Linked DNA regions of Homo sapiens: region 2 is linked to region 1. Evidence: read pairs that join two places in POLR2A ChIA-PET (ENCODE). Cell type or tissue: endothelial cell of umbilical vein. All regions are shown on one strand. Each heading gives the region's core, and the rest is flanking DNA. Links, peaks and the distances in the headings are about the cores only.

What was found. Peaks named below come from ENCODE experiments on the same cell type or tissue, not always from the same donor. Only the 100,000 strongest peaks of a DNase experiment are listed, where the experiment ranks them.
Region 2: POLR2A ChIA-PET joins it to region 1 with 11 read pairs; 2 of 35 experiments call an interaction of 5 or more read pairs at or near these places.

Annotation. Positions count from the first base shown.
Region 1 is chr9:76,213,301-76,218,681 of GRCh38, forward strand. All of the region lies in intron 20 of PCSK5 (proprotein convertase subtilisin/kexin type 5), which reads left to right. Among named protein-coding and RNA genes, the nearest start is that of RFK, 180 kb to the right of the region's middle. In endothelial cell of umbilical vein, for the core only: no CTCF peak of the experiment used is centred there; DNase peaks (open chromatin) are centred at 2,011 and 3,061.
Region 2 is chr9:75,520,157-75,525,537 of GRCh38, forward strand. No RefSeq gene overlaps it. Among named protein-coding and RNA genes, the nearest start is that of PCSK5, 370 kb to the right of the region's middle. In endothelial cell of umbilical vein, for the core only: no CTCF peak of the experiment used is centred there; no DNase peak of the experiment used is centred there.

The DNA of each region.
Region 1 (5,381 bases), core at 314-5,313:
AATGGAAGAGGAGGTAGTGAGTTCTTCTTCCTTTTCGGTATTCATTCAAACACTGAGCAGTCACTGGCTGGGCTAGAAAATCATTGAGGGAATTCAACCCATTCCCTGGGGACAGGGTAAATAAAGGCAGCTAGAGTAGATGAGCTCTAAAAGCCATCTGTCCCTGAGATCTGATGGCTCAATTTTCTGGGGACCACTCTGTCCTCACCATTTTGGTTGTAGTGGTTCCACTCCCTCACCCTGGCTTACTGCAGCCATCTCCTGGTTGATTTTCTGGACGCTGTCTTTCAATTCATTTAGTCTCCCTTGACCAGGGTGATCTTCACCAAAGTTGTGCCCAGCATAGACTTTATCTCTTTCTAAATCTTCAGTGACTCCCTTTGACCAGCTGTACCCACTTGATACCCCTCTAACTGATGTTCCGTTATCTGTCTACATCCTCCATCCAAGGTCATTTTTCATTTCTCTCGAACTCAGTTTCTACTTCAGTCAACCCAATCATTTGCCTGCTCCCAGAGACATCAGACTTATTCTACCTTCAACCCTTTGCTTTCCTTGTCTCTCTCTGAAACATTCTCCACTTTCCCTCCTGCCCACTTAACCACATCCTCCATTCTTTCATGCCCAAGGCAATCTGATTTGCAGTTCAACAAACAAAAAAATGGAATGAATTCCTCACACTTAGGAACAATCTTCCACTCATACAGTGAGGCCACGGAGACCCCAGAATAAGCAAGAGATGGCCCTGTCCTCGGGGAAGAGTATAATCAGAACCAGCTGCTCTGGACAAGACTTAGATTTGAACACTTGATTCTACATTGGCTAGTTTTCTTGATAGTTGATGTGAGCTGATTCTATCCCACAAAGGGTAGAAAGTGAGCCTTCTTCCAACACTCCACGCCCCATGCAAGAAAATGGTAGGCAAGCAAATAGTTCCAGATTACATGATTGAGGAGTCTAGGATTGCATGTTTGACTTTTTCCCCACATTCACTCACACACACACACGTGCACACACACACACATATGTGTGTGTGCACGCAGCCCACCAGTGATTTGAATTTCTAGGATATTGGAAGGGGGGTGCCATTTAAACATGAAATCTCATCTCTACTACTTTCTTGAAAAAGGGTATGTATAGCAAAACTCTGGTTAAAAGAGGAGAGTTTGGAGTCTGACTTCTTGGTTTAAGTCCCAGCTCTGGCAACAGCTAGGTGACCTTAACAGACCACTAATGTCTCATTGCCTCAACTTTCTCAACAACAACAACAAAAAGCAGGCCTTGGGGATGATTTAAAAAACAAGCAGTATACAATGCCTTTCTCCCAACAGGGTCAAGTTATTGTAAGGATCAAGTAAGTTAGTATTTGTGGAGCACTCCGAACAATTCCTAGCATATGGTAATCATGAAATAAGTGTTAGCTGTTCTTATTATTACTAATTCAGTGACCTTGGACAGACTGCTTACATTTCCTGAGCCTTGGTTTCCTCATCTGTAAGAGGAGAGCAATGCTCACCTCCATAAACTGGCTCTGAGAATTAAGTGTGAAAATATTGAGAAAGCTTTTCTAGAAAAGCTTCCCTTATCTTTGACCCAATGCCTGGACTTACGCTCCCCAAACAATACAACTACAACTTTCTCCTCTCCCTACTTCTTTAGCCATTTTGCAAGTCTATCATTCATGCTACTGTTGTAAGCTGGTTGTTTTTATTCCATAGAAAATGTTGGCCTCTGACAAATTCATCTTTAGAAAATTATAACCTAAATGACACTAGACAATTGCATAAGCCAAAGACTGTTCAAGTTCCCCAAGCCCACAGGCAGCTTTTCCACAGCCCATCCCTGCCCATTTTGGCAAACTGTGAACAGCAGAGAGAGGAATTGGCCTTCCCCAGGAAAATTTGGGGCCCCAGGCACATCATACCATGTAAAATCTGGTTAAGATAAATATCAAGAGCAGCCTTGAAAGCAAAAAGAAGTCACAGCAGGTCAGACAGCAGCCAGAGGGAGTTTGGGAAGGGGAGGAGGGCCTGAGTCACCAGCTCTGCCTGAGATGATCACTAGAATCGAGTTTCCAGGGAAAGGCAGGCTTCCTGAGCTGTGGATGCTAAGCCTGCCTGGTAGCTGCAGACCTAAGCCATGGGCTGGGCTAGGCTTTGAAGGCCCAGGACCCCCGATATGGGGCCCAGACTTGTTTCACTGGTTGCTTGTTCCCTAGAGATGCTGCTAAAGAGGCCACCAAGGGGAAAGTTACTTAACTAATTCAGGAAGGTGTGGTGGCCTCCAAGGGAGACGCTGAGGGCCTGCTTGGGGTGGGCTTGATAATAATGGAGAGTGGAGGCCAGGTGTGGTGGCTCATGCCTGTAATCCCAGCACTTTGGGAGACCAAGGCAGGCAGGCGATCCTTCTCTGTAAGGATCACCTGGGGTCAGGAGTGCAAGACCACCTGATTAACATGGTGAAACCCAGTCTCTACCAAAAATACAAAAATTAGCTGAGTGTGGTAGCACACACCTGTAGTCCCAGCTACTCAGAGGCTGAGGCAGGAGAATTGCTTGAACCTGGGAAGCAGAGGTTGCAGTAAGCCAAGATCACACCACTGCACTCCAGCCTGGGTGACAAAGCATGATTCTGTCTAAAAAAATTAAAAATTAAAACAAAAAAAAATGGGGACTGGAGTCAGACTCCAAGGGGGAGAGTTTGAAGGCACTGCAATCGGCTCTTCTACCAGAGGGACTGAATTGTTCTAGAGGCCACATAGACTTTCTAGAGCTACAATGTTTCTAGCAAAGTCAGAGGTTTTTTGCAAGCTCCTCCTCTGTCCTCTACATGACTCCGCAGGACTTCTCTGTAGGACTAGGCTGAGAAGGCAAGTTCTCAGGTCCATATGGTGGAGGGAGACAGAGGCTACAATGCCACTGGTGGAACCCGGCGCTCTACAGCATAGATGGGGTAGAGAGAAGCATGTAGAGCCTTGAAAGGAGATATCAAGGCATTCAGGAAAGGAAAAAAGAGCAAGAATGCATTGAGTCATACCACTCTGAAATGTTTTGATGAGTCAAGCATCCTCTCATGATGTTATTAATGTCAAAGAAACAATTCCTTGGGTTTATATTGAGGTTGCACAAGTTAGCTCACAACCAATTCCTGACCACTGTGCTAAGAGCTGGGTGAAGATCAGTGAGTGTCACAAACAATATTATATTACTCTCAAGAGCTTCCTCCATAAGGCAACAAGAAGGATAATATTAAGCAATAGAGGAAGAGCTGACCTGCCTTTCTGTCCAATATTGGTTTAAGATGCCCACAATTTTTTAGGAAGTGAATTGTTCTAGAACTGTAGATTTAGTATTGGGGGTCAAAGGGAAGGGGGCTGCCATTTCCTGAATAGAACTTTGGTGCCAAATAGAACCATGCCTGGTTGACTTCTTAAAAGTAATACAATGGTTAATACAATTGGAGTCTGTTTTCTTAAGGGGTCCCTGAAGAGTTGTGGAGAAGAAATCCTTTTGAAATATTTTGTGTATACTTACTACGCATTTCTTTTTTTGTTTGTTTTTGAGATGGCGTCTCGCTGTCACCCAGGCTGGAGTGCAATGGTGCAATTTTGGCTCACTGCAACCTCCATCTCCCGGGTTCAAGCAATTCGACTGCCTCAGCCTCCCAAGTAGCTGGGACTACAGGCATGCGCCACCACTCCTGGCTAATTTTTTGTATTTAGTAGAGATGGAGTTTCACCATGTTGGCCAGGCTGGTCTCAGATCCACCTGCCTCAGCCTCCCAAAGTGCTGGGGTTACAGGCGTGAGCCACCACCATTACTATTACCCAGCCATTACTATGCACTTCTAAATCAACCACAGTATGAGAAGGAATAATATTACCTGATATTAGGCAGGAGACAAACAGGAACTAGCAAAGTTTGGAGCAATTGAACTCATTTTATAAAGCTGAAGAGAGATTAAGTACATTATTCAAAGCCACCAGACAATAAGAAGTGAGTTGAGCGTTGAGTGTTTCTAAAGGTCTCTCTGGTGTTTGCTCTCTGGTGTTGCTTATCTGAGGGACCCAGTTTTACTCACTGGAGTAGCAACAGCTGAAAATTATTGAGTGCTTACTAGTGTGCCAGTATGTTTCAAAGCACATTTCATGTGTTAACTAATTTAATCCATCTGGCCATTTTCTTAGCTGTGATTATCACCATTTTACAGATGAGCTGACTGAGGCTCAGAGAGGTTATGGAACTTGCCCAAGGTTACACATGTAGCCAAGACAGGGCTGAGGTTCACATCTAGGACACCTGGTTCCAGATATAGGCACTTCAGTTCCCCACCTCTTGGGGGAAGGCATGCTTCCAAGTGGGGAGAAGATAGCTCATCGTCATCCGAGCACACAGTGGGAATGAGAGGAATCTCAAAAAGGAGAAAGAGCCATCCTCTCTACTGTGGAACCAGTGAGGTTCTAGTCCTGGATTCCACACTCTGGACAGCCTAAAGCTCTGATAGGATGCAAACCACGGGGAAGGACGTTAGTAGGCAAGGAAACACCTGAGCTCTCTGACACCTGGATTTGGAAGCCTCCTGCCCCTCCACACCACATTCCCCACCCCCATCCATACAAACGCCGCTGCCCTCACTTTCATTCTCATCTGTTTATGTGCTCCACCTCAATGAGGTGGGAAGGACTGTACAATGTGTCCTGATACCTGCCAAGTAGGGGAGCCCCCACCCACTCAGTGAAGAAGCAGGTACAGCCCAAGTGCAGTGAGCAGTCCATAGGGGGACCAAGGATCCCAAGTTCTGAACCTGACTTGATGAAACTCTGCTGGGGAAAAGCCCCATCTGATGGAGATTCACCTATTTCTGACCGACTTTGACCTCAGCAGCCTAAGAAGGGCACAGCCATGGCTCTGGAATTTTCCACAGCACAGTGCAGGAAAAGCTGGCTTTGTTTGGTATAGGGAGGCTGTCTCCAGGCGATGCTAATAATAAAAAAAAGAACGTGTGTAGGTTGCATCTGAAGCCCAATTGCTTTGCAAGGTCATTGTGCTTGGTCTGGAGGGTCATTAATTTTAGCTGCCTCATTGCCACCCACATATGCAACCAATACATTCCTCAGGGGCAGGAGAAAAAGCACAATTTGGGATCCAGTCTGACCAGGGTTTAGATGATGTTCACACAGGATTAACATTCTGGTGCTTAAATTCCTTGATCAAATGGAGCTGAGACCCCTAACTACCCTACATTATTATCTAATATTTAATGAGATAACACAATTAAAGAAACAGAATCATAACTAACCTCTGTCATCCATTCTTCTGGTGCTGTAGGTCTGTTTTCTCATTTGATCCCCACCACATCCTATGAGAGAGAGAGAGAGTATT
Region 2 (5,381 bases), core at 133-5,132, 690 kb before region 1:
TAGGACTACGTATTTGAAACCAATTTTCCCTGAGCCACATGTCCAAATCAAATGATGACTTTCATTGTCTGAGTAAGACATGATGTCCTCTTGATACTTAGTGGTCACTGCTATTCGGCTAATCTCTCGTTTTTGTTTTTTTGAGACAGGGTCTTGCTCTATTACTAGGGCTGGTGTCCAGTGGCCCAATCATGGCTCACTGCAGCCTCCACCTCCAGGGCTCAAGTGATTCTCCTGCCTCAGCCTCCCAAGCAGCTGGGACTATGGGCAAACACCACCACACCTGGCTCTTTTTAAAATTTTTTGTAGAGACAGGGTTTTGCCATGCTGCTCAGGCTGGTCTCAAACTTCTGGGCTCAAGTGATCCTCCCGCCTCAGCCTTCCAAAGTGCTCTGATTACAGGCATGAGCCACCATGCCCAGCCCTATTCAACTGATCTCTACGAGCCTGCCAAAATCTATTCCTGCCACTGAAGTCACATTCTTACCAAAGTCACTTCTCTTGGTTCTTAAACTTTATTTGGCAACTGTACTTAGCAAATTATATAATTTGATTAAATATTTATATTTATGCTAATTGTACTTATGTAATTAGGAACTTAATTAAATGTTAAATAAGTCAATGAAATGTGAGTTTAAAAAGGTTATTATTCCTTTGAAAATATAATTGAAGCTTTGGAAGACTGTATAAAGTCTAGTCACAATAATAAAATTCTGTTGAATTATATGTGGACAACTATAGAAGTTTGGGAAGGGGATTATAAAACTAGAAGGATTTTGAACTCAGACTGCACTAATATTATATATAAGTGTTCACAAGCATCTTCTCTAAAGTGTCTTGCATCACTTTAAAGAAACCCGAGCTCGAAATCATAGATTATGCATCATGGATGTGATTTATGCAAGACAGATATGGAACTCCAATCAGAGTTTTGATGCACAAAGAAGAGGAAGAATGTAGCTGTATATCTAATGATTGCCAATGAATGTAGACTTATATACTTTAAGTTCAAAATAAAAAAATGTATAGTATTTATGTATTTTAATAATACACCACATGTTGTGGCTTGCTCCTGTAGCCACAGCTACACTCAGGAGGCTGAGGTGGGAAGATCACTTGAGCCCAGGAGTTGGAGGCTGCAATGAGCTACGATTGTGCCACTGCACTTTAGCCTGGGTAATAGAGCAAGAACCTATCTCTAAAAACAAAACAAAACAAAACAAAGCAATATAATTAAATAAAAATAATTTCCAGTTTAAAACTTTCTTTTTCTTAAGCAGCTAACAAATGGATCTAATTGCATTTGAAAAAAGACCATGTACGGTACCACAAAAACCACTTATTTTTCTTCTTTAATCACGGGTGGCATCATAGTAAATACAAGCATCTGGTATGAAAAGGTATGGACATGTTTTTGCTGGTGAGTGAAAACTGATGATTAAGAAATCTGTGGAAAATCAAACTTCTGTTTCTGTCAAGACATACTCTTTTCAAACATCAACTTCCTGAAAGTTGCCAGTAATGCACTAGGGTTTATGAGGGCAGAGCTGGCTTCGTGGACATGTGACCTGTGCAGTTGCACAGGGCTTTGTACTCAGAAGGACCCTCGACTTGGTTTAAAGCTTTTCTATCACTATCTTGAAATTCTTTTTTTTTTTTTTTTTTTTTTTTTTTTTGAGACGGAGTCTCGCTCTGTCTCCCAGGCTGGAGTGCAGTGGCGGGATCTCGGCTCACTGCAAGCTCCGCATCCCGGGTTCACGCCATTCTCCTGCCTCAGCCTCCCAAGTAGCTGGGACTACAGGCGCCCGCCACTACGCCCGGCTAATTTTTTGTATTTTTAGTAGAGACGGGGTTTCACCGTTTTTAGCCGGGATGGTCTCGATCTCCTGACCTCGTGATCCGCCCGCCTTGGCCTCCCAAAGTGCTGGGATTACAGGTGTGAGCCACCGCGCCCGGCCGAAATTCTTATTAACCTTATCTTCGTGTTTTGTGAATGAAGTCTGGTGGGACAATGGAGCATGTACTTGAGCAGAGGAGATGCCTGTGATATGCAGTTTGATAATTCCTAGCTACCTTATTTTAACATAGTATATCCGCTATGCCTCAGGAGTGTGGAATTCGGGTGGATCCACAGTGCATGGGAGTTCAGTGAGCCTAAAAGTGAGTACCAGCTGAGTGCATTAAACATACCTATGACTCAGTGAGTAGGGACAAAAGGCCACACTTTGCTTTCTGTTAGAACCAGAACTTGCTTTGAATATAATGGCATTCTAAGAAAGAAGTCCCAAAGAACCATGTGGAAGGCAGGATGATGGGATGATGACCTCCCCCTTCCAAAGATGCCTACATCCTCATAACTGGAAACTTGAATATCTTAGGTTATATATGGCACAAGGGAATTAAGGTTACACCACAGATTTAAGAATGCTAATCGGCTGACTTTTTTTTTTTTTTTTTTTTTTTTTTTTTTTTTTTTTGAGACGAAGTCTTGCTCTTTCGCCCAGGCTGCAGTGCAGTGGAGCTATCTCGGCTCACTGCAAGCTCTGCCTCCCGGGTTCAGGCCATTCTCCTGCCTCATCCTCCGGAGTAGCTGGGACTACAGGCGCCCGCCAGTGCACCCGGCTAAATTTTTGTATTTTTAGTAGAGATGGGGTTTCACCGTGTTAGCCAGGCTAATCAGCTGACTTTGAGATTGGAAGGTTACCTTGGATTATCTGACCATACACAATGTAAATCACAAATGTCCTTAAGGAATGAAGGCAGAAGAGAAATAACTGAATAGGTGGCAGCCAGAGTGGAACTTGGCCTGATGGTGTTGGCTTTGAAGATGCAGGAAGGAATCACAAACCACACAGTGGTGGCCTCTAAAAGCTGGAGAATGAAAGGGAATGGATTCTTCCCTGGAGCCTCTAGAAAGAATGCAGCTTGCTGACACCTTGCATTGAGCCCAGTGAAACTCATTCAGACTTCTGATCTCTAGAACTCTAAGATAATGCATTTGTGTTATTTTGAGCCAATAAGTTGGGGTAATTTGATACAGCAGCCATAGGAAACACATGTAAACCTTATAATATCTTTGCTTACTCATGCTACCTTCCTCTGTTAGCCAACTACTTGTTCTGAAAATGATGACACAGAAAATTAAAGGTAGGACAACCAGTAGTTCTTTTAATTTCAGTGCTTCCTTCCTCATTAATAAGCTGAAGTTAGTGTTCACAGAATTCAATTATATCAAGAAGTAAAGTAAAAAGAGTTGCATTACTTTTGTGAAGCATTTCTACTGTTCTGGTGAGAATGGGATATATATGCATGTATGAGCTATGGAATATAGGTGGTACAATTTTGGTGATTCTGTATATGAGATAAATGCTCTTGTGTTTGCATTTAAAGCTAGAATTGCAAAATATAAAGATGAGTGGCAAGATTTGTGCTAAAACTTGAAATTCAATATTTACTTAGAACATTAAATGGTGATATGGTTTGACTCTGTGTCCCCACCCAAATCTCATCTTGAATTGTACTCCCATAATTCTTCCCATGTGTTGTGGGAGGGAACTGGTGGGAGATAATTTGAATCATGGGGGTGGTTTTCCCCATACTGTTCTCATGGTAGTAAATGAGTCTCATGAGATCTGATGATTTTATCAGGGATTTCCAATTTTGCATCTTTCTCATTTTCTCTTGCTGCTGCTATGTAAGAAGTGCTGTTCACCTCCCACCATGATTCTGAGGCCTCCCCAGCCATGTGGAACTGTAAGTCCAATTAAACCTCTTTTTCTTCCCAGTCTCAGGTATGTCTTTACCAGCAGTGTGAAAACTGACTAATATAGTAAATTGGTACCAGTAAAGTGGGGCATTGCTGAAAAGATACCCGAAAATGTGGAATATTGGAACTGGGTAACAGGCAGAGTTTGGAATAGTTTGGAGGATTTCAGAAGAAGACAGGAAAATTGGGGAAGTTTGGAACCTCCTAGAGACTTATTGAATGGGTTTGACTGAAAGCCTGATAGCAATATGGACAATAAAGTTCAGGCTGAGGTAGTCTCAGATGGAGATGAGGAATTTGTTGGGAACTGGAGCAAAGATGACTCTTGTTATGCTTGTTATGTTTTAGCAAAGAGACTGGCGGCATTTTGCCCCTGCCCTAGGAATTTGTGGAACTTTGAACTTGAGAGAGATGATTCAGGGTATCTGGTAGAATAAATTTCTAAGCTGCAAAGCATTCAAGAGGGAACTTGGGTGCTGTTAAAGGCATTCAGTTTTATAAGGAAAGCAGAGCATAAAAGTTCAGAAAATATGCAGCCTGACAATGTGATAGAAAAGAAAAACTCATTTTCTGAGGAGAAATTCAAGCTGGCTACAGAAATTTGTATAAGTAATGAGGGGCCAAATGTTAATCCCCAAGACAATGGGGAAAATGTTTCCAGGGCATGTCAGAGGTCTTCATGGCAGTCCATCCCATCACAGGCCTGGAGGCCTAGGAGAAAATGATTTCCTGGGCCAGGCCCAGGGTCCCTGTGCTGAGTGCAGCCTAAAGACTTGGTGCCCTGTATCCCAGATTCTCTAGCCATGGCTGAAATGGTCCCACATAGAGCTCAGGCCATGGTTTCAGAGGGAGCAAGCCCCAAGCCTTGGCAGTTTCTACGTGGTGTTGAGCCTGCAAGTGCATGGAAGTAAAAAAGTGGGGTTTGGGAACCTCCGCCTAGATTTTAAAACATGTATGGAAATGCCTGGATGCCCAGGGAGAAGTTTGCTACAGGGGTGGGGAGCTCATAGAGAGCCTCTGCTAGGACAGTGCAGAAGGGAAATGTGGGATTGGAGCCCCCACACGGAGTCCATACTGGGCCACTGTCTAGTGGAGCTGTGAGAGAGGGGTACCATACTCCAGACCCCAGAATGGGAGATCCACTGACAGCTTGCACTGTGCACCTGGAAAAGTCGCAGACACTCAACACCAGCCCGTGAAAGCAGACAGGAGGAAGTCTGTACCCTGCAAAGCCACAGGGGTGAAACTGCCCAAGACCATGGGAACCCACCTCTTGCATCAGCGTGGCTGGGATGTGAGACCTGTAGTCAAAGGAGGTCATTTTGGAGCTTTAAAATTTGACTGCCCCACTAGATTTTGGACTTGCATGGGCCCTGTAACCACTTTGTTTTGGCCAATTTCTCCCATTTGGAATGGCTGTATTTACCCAACACCTGTACCCCCATTGTATCTAGGAAGTAACTAGCTTGCTTTTGATTTTACAGTCTCATAGGCGGAAGGAACTTGCCTTGTCTTAGATGAGACTTTGGACTGTGGACTTTTGGGTTAATGCTGAAATGAGTTAAGTCTTTTGGGAACTGTTGGGAAGGCATGATTGGTTTTGAAATGTGAGGAC